Linked DNA regions of Homo sapiens: region 1 is linked to region 2. Evidence: chromatin contacts called from ENCODE Hi-C or POLR2A ChIA-PET data. All regions are on one chromosome and are shown on one strand. The core of a region is the stretch at or near the end of the contact, and the rest is flanking DNA. Distances in the headings are between cores, read along the strand shown.

The links. A loop is a pair of places that touch in the nucleus more often than their neighbours do. ChIA-PET counts read pairs that join two places held with the same protein, here RNA polymerase II (POLR2A). Pooled maps may share reads with other maps.
Region 1: a map of GM12878 shows a loop between it and region 2 (1.9-fold over the local background). The contact joins two enhancer-like sites. A Hi-C loop is called at or near these places in 4 of 168 maps with a recorded cell type or tissue (CD14-positive monocyte, GM12878, natural killer cell and 1 more), 1 of 37 single-sample maps with no recorded cell type and 2 of 50 pooled maps. POLR2A ChIA-PET finds 5 or more read pairs at or near these places in 5 of 52 experiments (GM12878, H1, K562 and 2 more).

The regions. Positions count from the first base shown.
Region 1 is chr2:8,240,388-8,245,506 of GRCh38, forward strand. All of the region lies in intron 7 of LINC00299 (long intergenic non-protein coding RNA 299), which reads right to left. Among named protein-coding and RNA genes, the nearest start is that of LINC00299, 85 kb to the right of the region's middle. Within about 2 kb of position 2,569, at least 2 of the 41 ENCODE cell types and tissues checked have a DNase peak (open chromatin) inside an H3K27ac peak, as active enhancers do.
Region 2 is chr2:8,275,136-8,280,524 of GRCh38, forward strand. All of the region lies in intron 7 of LINC00299 (long intergenic non-protein coding RNA 299), which reads right to left. Among named protein-coding and RNA genes, the nearest start is that of LINC00299, 51 kb to the right of the region's middle. RefSeq lists an enhancer at 2,596-3,097 and a silencer at 2,832-2,881. Within about 2 kb of position 3,801, at least 3 of the 41 ENCODE cell types and tissues checked have a DNase peak (open chromatin) inside an H3K27ac peak, as active enhancers do.

The DNA of each region.
Region 1 (5,119 bases), core at 1,319-3,818, 36 kb before region 2:
GCATAGCCCAGCTATTTTTTTGTATTTTTAGTAGAGATGTGGTTTCACCATGTTAACCAGGATGGTCTCGATTGCCTGACCTCATGATCCACCTGCCTCGGGCTCCCAAAGTGCTGGGATTATAGGCATGAGCCACCGTGCCTGGCCCTTACCTTCTATACATGGAGAAAAGATTTGTACGTAGGCAGTCTGACTTCAAAGTTCTTGTCATGACCATTATACTAAAGTCCTTCACTCTAAAATGCAAGTACCTGGCCGGATGCAGTGGCTCACCCCTGTAATCCCAGCAATTTGGAAGGCCAACGTGGTAGATTACCTGAAGTTAGGAGTTCGAGACTAGCCTGGCCAACATGGCAAAACCCCATCTGTAATGAAAAATACAAAAAAATCAGCGAGACATGGTGGCACACACCTGTAGTCCCAGCTACTCCGGAGGCTGAGGCAGGAGAATCACTTGAACTCATGAGGTGGAGGTTGCAGTGAGCTGAGATCACACCACTGCACTCCAGCCTGGGCAACAGAGTGAGTCTTCCTCTCAAAACTCAATACGTAAATAAATAAAATGCTAATACCTGAATCCACCTCAGAAAATGATGGATTGATGTAAAGTACACAGGACAGTGCTTCTTAGCTCCCTTTTCTGAGATGACATAAAGTCTCATCCACTATTATTTTCAATAATTCACTGCATTGGCCCAAATAAAGTGATGAAATCTGCTAAACTCCTGGCCACTTATCTGCCTAAAATGTCTTCATCCCCTCAACCCTCATCCTAACCTGGGAATCATAGTGTAATGAACCTTCATCCCAGGCAACCTCTGCATAGCCCTCTCAGTTCTAGGGAGATTTTAGGGTCAAATTTTTCAGGTTTTATAAGAGTGTATCTCATCTTCAAAGGAGAGTCTCTGTGTGTCTCCTCTGGGAACTCCCAAATATACTCAATTATTACTTTTTCTAAGAGCAACAGACAGCAGTCAAGCACCCACTACATATCAGGCCTGGTGCCACCTGCCAGAGACACCAGAGCAAGCCCAACCCACACATTACACCCATCGAGCTTAGAGTTCAGATTGGAGACAGCCAGGAAGCAGCAAGGTCAGAACTGTGCAAAGGTCCAGAACGTTCAGGGAAGCAGGGAGGAGCCACCCAGCAGTGGGGAGCCTGGTGGGCAGATAGAGCTTCCTGAAAGATGTGGCCTCAGAGCTGACACAAAGGCTGGAAGGATAACCAGAAGAAATTCCAGGAGAAGCCACCTAGGTAGATGTGGCCAGGATGCACGGCTGCCATCAGAACAGGAGAGGCCCAGCTACAGGGAAACAAATGTGGAGGGCGGGAATGAGAAGAGAGAGGCGCGAAATGGACCAAATATCTCACCAAGATGATGCATCGCTCATTCGCTTAATAGACAAACTCTGGGAAGTGCCAGCACATTCTGTAACCTTACTACAAGCCCTGAAAGTAGAAAAGACGCACGCAGCACAAAATGACTGTATGGCTCTTTGCTCTGGATACAACCCAGTGAAAGTTAAATATAAATGCTTGAGAATAAATCAGAAGTCATATACTTATAAAAACTTATGGTATCAAAATTGCTTTGCAGCAAAACGTAAGACGTTCTAATGGTCTTTGCTTCCCTTTCCCCTGAACCCAGCCCCTGTGAAGTAAACACCCTGTATCCCCAAAACTACTTTGCAAACAATATCTTGCATAGGTCTGATTAACATGCATGATGTATAACGTATTTCTGTATGTGCAAAGCAAAATTCCATTGAGTAAAATGTACTCAGTATCTTAAAGCAAAGAATAATAACTTCTTTCCTCTGAGTCTAGGAGTTAATTTTCATGCTGGACAATTTTTTAATAATGTTGGACACACCATGGGATTTTTGGAAGTTCATTTCGTTTTGAGACTTCTTAAGTTATAATTTTTCTTCTGGCTCAGATGGATCTTTTATCTGTTCTACCCTTAATATTCCTGCTAATCTTAGTATAGAAAAGCTTCATAATTTGAAAAAGAGAAGTTTAACAAGACATGAGGCTGATTGTTTGCACAATCAGAACATCTAATTGAGCTATAGTATTCTAAACCATGCTTGCGTGCAGGGAGATAATTTTTCCTTCATTTCCTATTTTATCAGAAAATTAACCTTCATTTAAAACACTGTGGTCTGAAACACTTTTATAGCTACATTCTCTCCGCTGTTCAAAAGAATTTGAATTTTAAATTTGCCATCCTGGTCTTTAAAAATGAAACAAACTGCGGACGCTTTGGGAACCAGGTGTTTATGATCAAGGAGACATCAGAATGTGACCCGGGTCCAAAGCACTGCTCCTGCCAACCAAGGGGACTATGCTACCAGATCTGTTTTTAGTTTTTCAACCTTTGGTGAAATAATGAGGCTCTGAATTTGCATAGCAATCTTTTTGTCTGAGAACCTAACAGCCCCGCAGATCTTTCATTTCATTGCACAAACATTGGAAGCCTTTATTAAGTACCTCTCTGCATGGAGAACTCAGCTTGGCCCCAGACAAGCCAGACTTGAATCCTGCAATGATGACACAGAGTTGGCCATGGTACAAATGAAGTTAGGTAATTCATTTGACACACAGTTCACTAAGCACTCATGACACGTATGTAACCAGAGTGGGCCCAAGTTCATCTGGGGTCACCTTGTCTTATAATATTCTGGAAAAAATACCCAAACTGTCATTTCAGAGATTGCTGATATTTCTACCAGGAATTTAGTCTCCATCAAAATATTTCTAAAGATTTTGAGACAGAGTGAAGGGTAGGAGGGGGCACCGTCTCACATCTAGCCCTCTGTTATAGGTTGAATTGTGTGTGCCCTCAAAATGGATCTGTTCAAGTCCTAACCCCGGGCGTCTGTGAACATGACCTCATTTGGAAATAGGGTCTTTGCAGATGTAATCAGGTTAAAATGAGGTCATTAGGATGGGCCCTCTGTCCTTATAAGAAGAGGGAAATGTGGACATAGATGCACAGCAGATGCAATGTAACAACAGAGGCAGAGACTGGAGCAACACAGCCGCAAGACGGGAGTGCAAAGGATGGCCGGCAACACCAGAAGCTGGAACAGACAACAGAGAATTCTCCTTCACACATGAGAACACGGACAGCCCCAGAGATTAGCCTTTCGCCCAGCTCTTGCCACTTACCCATGGTGATGAGATCTGCATGCAGGCATTCTGACTCCACGGTTCTTGTCTTGACCATCGTACTAAAGTCCTTCACCCTAAAATGAAAGTAACTGGGTCCACTTCAGAAAGGTTTCAGGTTTCAGAGAGAGTGAACCCCTGCCAACACCTTGATTTTAGACTCCTGGCTTCCAGAATTCTGAAATAATGAATTTCTGTGGTGTCAAGCCACCCAGTTTGTGGAGTTTTGTCATGGCAGCTTCAAGAAACAAACACACCATCTCAGTTATGTCTATCTTCCCTGCCACTCGGCTCCACAGGTAAGCAGGGATCCAGGCCTTTAACTCTCAGACTTCCCTCATCCAGTACTGTCACGTGTAACAGACCTTTAGTGAAGGGCTGGGTATAAAAGAGGAGAATTGCTGTACAGACCAGAAATAAAACCCCATGTCTTTGCTGCTGAAGTTTAGCTTCCAGAGGGGACCCTGGCTGGCCCCGCCAGGGCTGTGGTCCCAAACTGTTGGCAGCGGCCAGCAAGCTTTTTCCCCTAGAGTTCTTATCCTACCTCCCACCACAATTCTCAACTGAAATCCCCATTTCTAGGATTTGCCCGTAAGAAAATGCAAATTACTTTATAGCAGAACAACCTGTCTACTCCAAGAAGGTTCCTGTTTTCCTTCTATGCAAAACACTTACATCCTCTTGGTCTCAACCACTCCAAACTAGACTCCCCCAGAACCATGATCTGATCAAATAACCAAAAGGCTCCTTCACAGATTGTCCAATAATGTGTCCTCACCATGGGGGCTCTGGGAAATGGTTTGCAAAGAACCCCTCACATCATAATCACTTTGAGTGCCTACTAAAATGCAGATCCCACTGGATTACAGATTTTTTAGCGGGAGTTTAGGAACCTTCGTTTTAAAAGGGTCCCAGTGACCAAGAGCCACAGTGTTAAAGCCAAGAGCACAAACTTCAGCCAGCCTTTAAAATAGCCATTCTTTCCCCCCTCGATAACAATGCCAGGGGTAGAGACTGACAGGCTCGCTGCAATGTCCCCTTGGACCAAGTTTGATTTTACTCCTGTTACAAATACAGTATGGAAGCTCCAGACACCCTCCCACCAACCTCTCCCTTCCCAGCACAGGGATGGCTCCTCCCTGGCCAGGCCTTAGTCTCACAGGTGGCACCCCCTTTGCTATTGAACTTGAACCCCGATGCCACTTAGCAGTGGAGACTTTGGGCACTCTAGTCAGAAAGAGCCACTTCCTCCTCTGGTCTCCTCCCACTCTCAGGCCCCAGCCAGATCCTCCAGCAGTGGCCACCTCCCTCCTCACTCCAACTTCCTCTTTCCTAGTATCTCCTGAGACTTGGTAAGACCACCAACATATATTAATAGTTCCTAAATTATTTTAATGCAATAATTCAGGCCAGGTTATTTGGTCTTACTGGAATTGAACATAAAATAATTCTCACCCTGAGGTCGATGCACCTGCCCTGTATTGAAGGCACAGATGAAGCTGAGGCCCACAGTAGATGTCTACTGTTATCACCGGCTTGCTCTCTTTCCTTTCTCTTTCCCTCCTGTTTATCCACTCTAGGGAAGAAGAAAGCACTTTCCTTCAATAAATATGCATTAAACTCCTACTTTGCTCCAGGCAATGGATATAAATAACTCAGGGACTTTACCACTGAAGAAGGCATAAAAAGTAAACAAAAGCTATGAAATAAATATGGACCATGTTCTATTGGAGTTCAGAGGAGGGAACCTCTAATGCTGCATGACCTAGTCAAAAAAGCCAGCACAGAGATGCTGGGACCTAGAGCCATGAGGTCACCCTAGAGGAGGCATGAGAAAGGATGAATCCTGTAAGGTCCTTTTGCTCACAAGCTACAGAAATGGACAACGTGATTGAAATACTTAAACAGGCCATGTGGCCCAAGCATTAAAGCACCAGCCTTG
Region 2 (5,389 bases), core at 2,551-5,050:
AACATATATAATGATAAATAAAGTTTAAAATATTGCGAGGATTATCAAAATGTAACACAGAGACAAATGTGAGCACACACTGTTGGAAAAAATGGGCCAATAGACATGCTTGACCCAGGGTTGCCACAAACTTTCAATTATTTGTAAAACATGTAATAGCTGGAAAGTTAAATAAGGAAAGCACAATAAAACAAGGAATTCCTGTACATCAGGTTTTTCCAAACGTTGTGCCTGTCACATCTCTCTCCTCCCCTCCTGGGATCCCAAAGTTATAAATGCTAATCCTGTGACTGGGTCCAACAACTCCCTTATAATCTCTTCTGCTATTGTCCCATTCTTATTTTTTTTTTTCTGTGTGCTTCAATCTGGAAATGTAATGACTTGCTTTGAGGAATTCAAGCTCACTTTTCCTGTCTCTGCTGTGTCCACTTTACTATTAAAGCCATCCAATGAATGCTAGATCTTTCCTTTGCAATATGTTAGACATTGTTCTTAAAGTCAGATATTGCCTTTGGCAGTTGTAAAATTCCCATTTGATTCTTTTTTATATAATTCCAATTCTTTGTTGAAATACTCCCTCTCCTCTTCCATGTTGTCTGTCTTTTCATCTCTTTCCTTTAACAAATGGATCACAGTTATTTTGAAGTCTGTCTTCTAACTGCATCCATTTGCTTTCATGGACTGTTTTTTAAACTTTGACTTTTGGTCACTTTTTCCTACTTCTTCTTACATCTAGTAATTTATTATTGTGTAATGTACATTGTGGATGATACAATGCAGAGGCTCTGAATTATGCCTTCTTTGTAATGAGGTAGGGTGTTTTCCTGGAAGGCAGATAAATACCAGTGGGTCATTTTGATCCTGTCAATTCTTGGATTTCAGCTTTCTTAGGGAAGTCTGCTTTGGTTTTGTCGTTAGTCCCTGGGTGACATGGTTTGGCTGTGTCCCCACTCAAATCTCATCTTGAATTGTAGCTCCCATAATTCCCAGATGCAGTGGGAGGGACCCAGTGGGAGGTAATTGAGTCATGAGGAGTGGGTTTTTCCCATGCTGTTCTCTTGATAGTGAATAAGTCTCATGAGATCTGATGGTTTTATTAATGGGAGTTCCCCTGCACACACTCTCTTGACTGCCACCATGTAAGACGTGACTTTGCTCCTCATTCAACTTCCGCCATGATTGTGAGGCCTCTCCAGCCCCTTTCTTTTATAAATTACCCCATTTTGGGTATGTCTTTATTAGCAGCATGAGAGTAGACTAATACAACCGGTTTACTTTTTATTCCTGGGCATGACTTTCTGGGGTTTCATATAAATGTCTGGGGGTGTGTGCCAAAGCTCTTACCTGTAAATGGAAGATACTATCATCTACCATGCATGATTATGATAAAGTTTAATGGACAATAGGATTTGTTCTAAGCACAATACACTGAGGTCTATGCATCTAGTCCTCTATCTTCCACTCCCCATTCCTGGGCAAACATCACCTCTCCCTCCCTGCCAGCTTTCCCATCTGCGACACTGGAGTCCGTTAGGATCATCAAAGAAACTGAGCAAGGCACCTGAGCCCTGTGTTCAGGAGGACCTGAGGACAAGGCCCAGGAAGTTCCTCAGTTTCTCTGAGTCTCAGGTTCTTCATCCAGAAAGTGGCAATAATAATGTCTATTCTGGAATATTGTTACGAAGATGTATTTAAAGCAACTAACATAGTTTCTGGGAAGCAATCAGGTTGCAAATAAGGATATCCATGTTAATGTTCTGACCACCCTACCAAAACAAGATATAGAATCAGGAAACACGGGCATTGCTGTTAGTAACATAAGAACTTCTGTTATTTCTCCTCAGTCCTAAAGATGGTTGTGAATTCAGATCCTATGTCTATGCCTCAGCATTTTCCTGTAGTGAGTGTAAGAAGTATTCATCCCAACTGGCTTTATTCCTAATATTTAGAAACAACTGTGCATAGATAAAGCGGTCTCCTAAGCCTCAGTTTAAGAACCAGAATCATTCTCTGCTTTCAGTTACGAGGAAGCTAAGCTATACGTATAAAAAGAAGAGATTGAAGGATCTGAAAGTGGCCACGTTGCCTCACTGCCCACCCTGCCTCCCCAGCACACACCCAGACTGTCTCCCATCTCCATCGCTAACTTTTGAGAACCGGAACTGAGTGTGTAAGGGACAGAGGGTGGCATCCATCATTTTTATATCAAGATGCCAATATAATCACTTTCTGAAAAATAATTGCAAGCCTAAGTATATTAAAGGTCTCCTTTCAAAGGCTGCATTCACAATATTCCCTGAATTTAACCTAATGGGAACTAAATTGTGTTGTTATTCAAAGAGATTCAAGGACTGATTATTATTTCAGAATATAAGCAACCTTTGGATTAGTTTTGAAAGATACACAGGAAAAATCTTAGGTATGGCAATCCAGCATTAGTGCATTAGTGAGCATCTACTATGAGCTAGATGCTAGGGAATAAAAAATGTAAATGAGAAGTGATTGCAAGATTCCTGCAAGGTGCCGGGCGAAGTAACAATCCCACTGGGCAGTTCTCTCTCCATTTCCCATCCCCATGGGAAGCAGACACACATACCACTCACCATTCCTTCTTCGTGGCGTTCTTTCCTGGTGTGAATCCCAGGCCACGGGAGCACAGAGGAGGAAGTGACCACCGGGGACAAATAGTGGGCAGAGCAGGATGGACTTCAAAGAAGGATATTTTAAAGCTGAGGGATATAATCTGAAAGTGACACTTTTGAAGACTAAGCCAACTGGAGCTTCAGCTTGCTCTCACTTTCATGTCACCCTCAGGACAGGGCTGCCTCTGCCCATCCCTGGTTGCTACCAACAGCACTTTCAGATTTACAAGGGCTGTGTGAGGCTGGTGCTGGCTGGGGAGGAGGAACCCTCAGCTCATCTCAGGGCTCAGACAGGCAACATTCTCAATCACACACAGCAGCCTGCCATCCAGTCCAGAACCGTTCAGGACCAACTTGAAAAAGTGCCTGATTGCGGAAAGCAAGCCCCCAGCACATGCTCCTGGTCCAGGCTGGCACCCTGAGGCCTGGCTCCTGCTGGCCACAGCCTCACCCTCCCACCTCCTCCCGCACCCCAGCTGCCCTCTGCTGCACCACGAGGGTCTGTGGGAGAGAAAACAATCGTTCAGGGAAGATTGAAAACACCCCTCTTGCTTCTTGCCAGAGAATTTGCATTTTTGGAACAGGTTCTTATTTCTTTTTAAGGCTCAGAATGAGAAGCTTTTAGAAAAGCTAAAAATATCTGTTAACGAAGAAGCAAAAGAAAAAAAAAAACTATCCAGCTTTCTCTTCTTTCTGTGCAAAAGGCTCGGCAGCACCCGGAGGTGCAGAGTCAGCTTTTAGATTCTCTCGTGGGCTGAAAGTACTAGGGAGGAAAAGGTGTCATCGAGGCCTGGATCTTTTAGAAACAAAGATACACGGAGATAAAGATAAAAGAAACCCGAGAGCATGCTACAAAATCATAGGAGTTGAAAACCGAAAATGGTCTGTTAGAGTTAACTTAATATAAATTCCTTGTTTTACAACTAAAGAAACTAACATGCAAACAGGTAAGATGGCTTGCCCAGAGGGGAGGCACAGCAGCTGGGACTAGGAGCCCGACTTCCCCACCCCGGCCAGTGCCCCTTCCTTGCCTGGGAAGACCTCCCTCCCACCATCACAGCACTTGGACCTACAACCGTGAAAATGACTTTAGAGGATCTGGTCCAACCACTGCTAATAAGGTCACCAGCCTCAGCAGCAAGCTGCCTTCCATCCAAGCCTGGGTTTCCCAGCAGCCAGGATGAGTTGCCCCAACTCTGCCTCCTGGGGCCAGGCTTCCAGAACTCAGGGAAACACAAAGGCTTCTGATGGAGTTTCCACCTAGGACTTGGCGCATCAGTAAGAAGGTCATGAACTCGTTCAGGATCAGAAGCATTTAATTATTGGTGGACATTAGAGCTAGAAGGACCCTGCCCTCCATTTAAGCGACAGAAACAGAGGCCAAGAAGGGATATGGCTTGTCCAGGGGCACCAGCAGTTCAGTGGGATTCTGCTTTGACAGGGCTGGTCCTGCAGTCCCCTGCTGCCTCTGCCAAGCTTCTCCTTCGTTTGGATTTTTTGTCCTTCGTGTATTCTCCCAATCGATACCCTCTACCAAGTGCCTACTATGTACCAGGCGTGGTTCTAGTGCTAAGGATACAACATAGAGCAAGACAAGATTCCGACCCTGGGGATTTTATGTTCCACAAACCCCACGTGACCCACATCAGCCCATGAGACATGGGACTCCTGCACGGATGTAAGGAGGTTTCCCCACCCTGGCTTCCCCTAGAAAATGCTTTCCTTCAAGTATGTGCATCCTGTCCCATGGCTCCTGATCACCCTACAAGATGAAGCCCAAGTTCAAAGCCTCCATGACTGGTTCTGCCCACCTTTCCCACATTTCTTCCCCCACCCCCACCTGCCAAATTGTGCTGCAGTCACACAGATCCATAAGATCCACCTGGAACTCCTGCGTGGGGCATTGCTCAGCCTGCCACCCACCTGGGGCGCTTTTCTTCCTACTCTTCCTCTCCTACTCTGCGGACCCTCTTCCCAAAGCAAGGCGTGGGCCATTTGCTGCATTCTAATTGCATGTCTGATAGTCTGTGAAGTGCTTTACAGATGCTACATCACCTAACCCCACAGCGTCGCCGAAGAGACCACCGGCTCAGCCTTGCATGCCTGAGAATCACCTGGAGGCGCTGTAAAATATAACGCCCCCAGGTTCCACCCGAGATCCTCATGTATTTGGACTCTGGTGCTTAGGCATTAGAAGCTGTAAATGGTCCCCTTGGGATTTCAATGTGCAGCCAAGACTGAGGACAACTATAGTCTCTCCATTTTGCAAATAAAGAAGAGAGGTGCAAAAAAATTACCAAACATGCCAACATAAATTCATTGATTCCCATTTCTGTTAAAAAAGATAAAAAAGGCTAGGCACTGTGGCTCACACCTGTAATCCCAGCACTTTGGGAGGCCGAGGCAGGTGGATCACCTGAGCTCAGGAGTTCAGGACCAGCCTGGCCAACATGGTGAAACCCCGTCTCTACTAAAAAATACAAAAACTAGCCAGATGTAGTGGCAGGCGCCTGTAATCCCAGCTACTTGGGAGAATTGCTTGAACCTGGGAGGCGGAGGTTGCAGTGAGCTGAGATCGCACCATTGCACTCCAGCCTGGGTGACAAGAACAAAACTCTGTCTCAAAAAAAAAAAAAAAGATAAAAAAAAGCAGTTTATGTGAAAATGGGATTTCTCTCTCAGGTGTCTGCTGTAAGGACCTCCAGTATACGGTGGCCAGATTTAGCAAATAAAAATGCAAGACACCC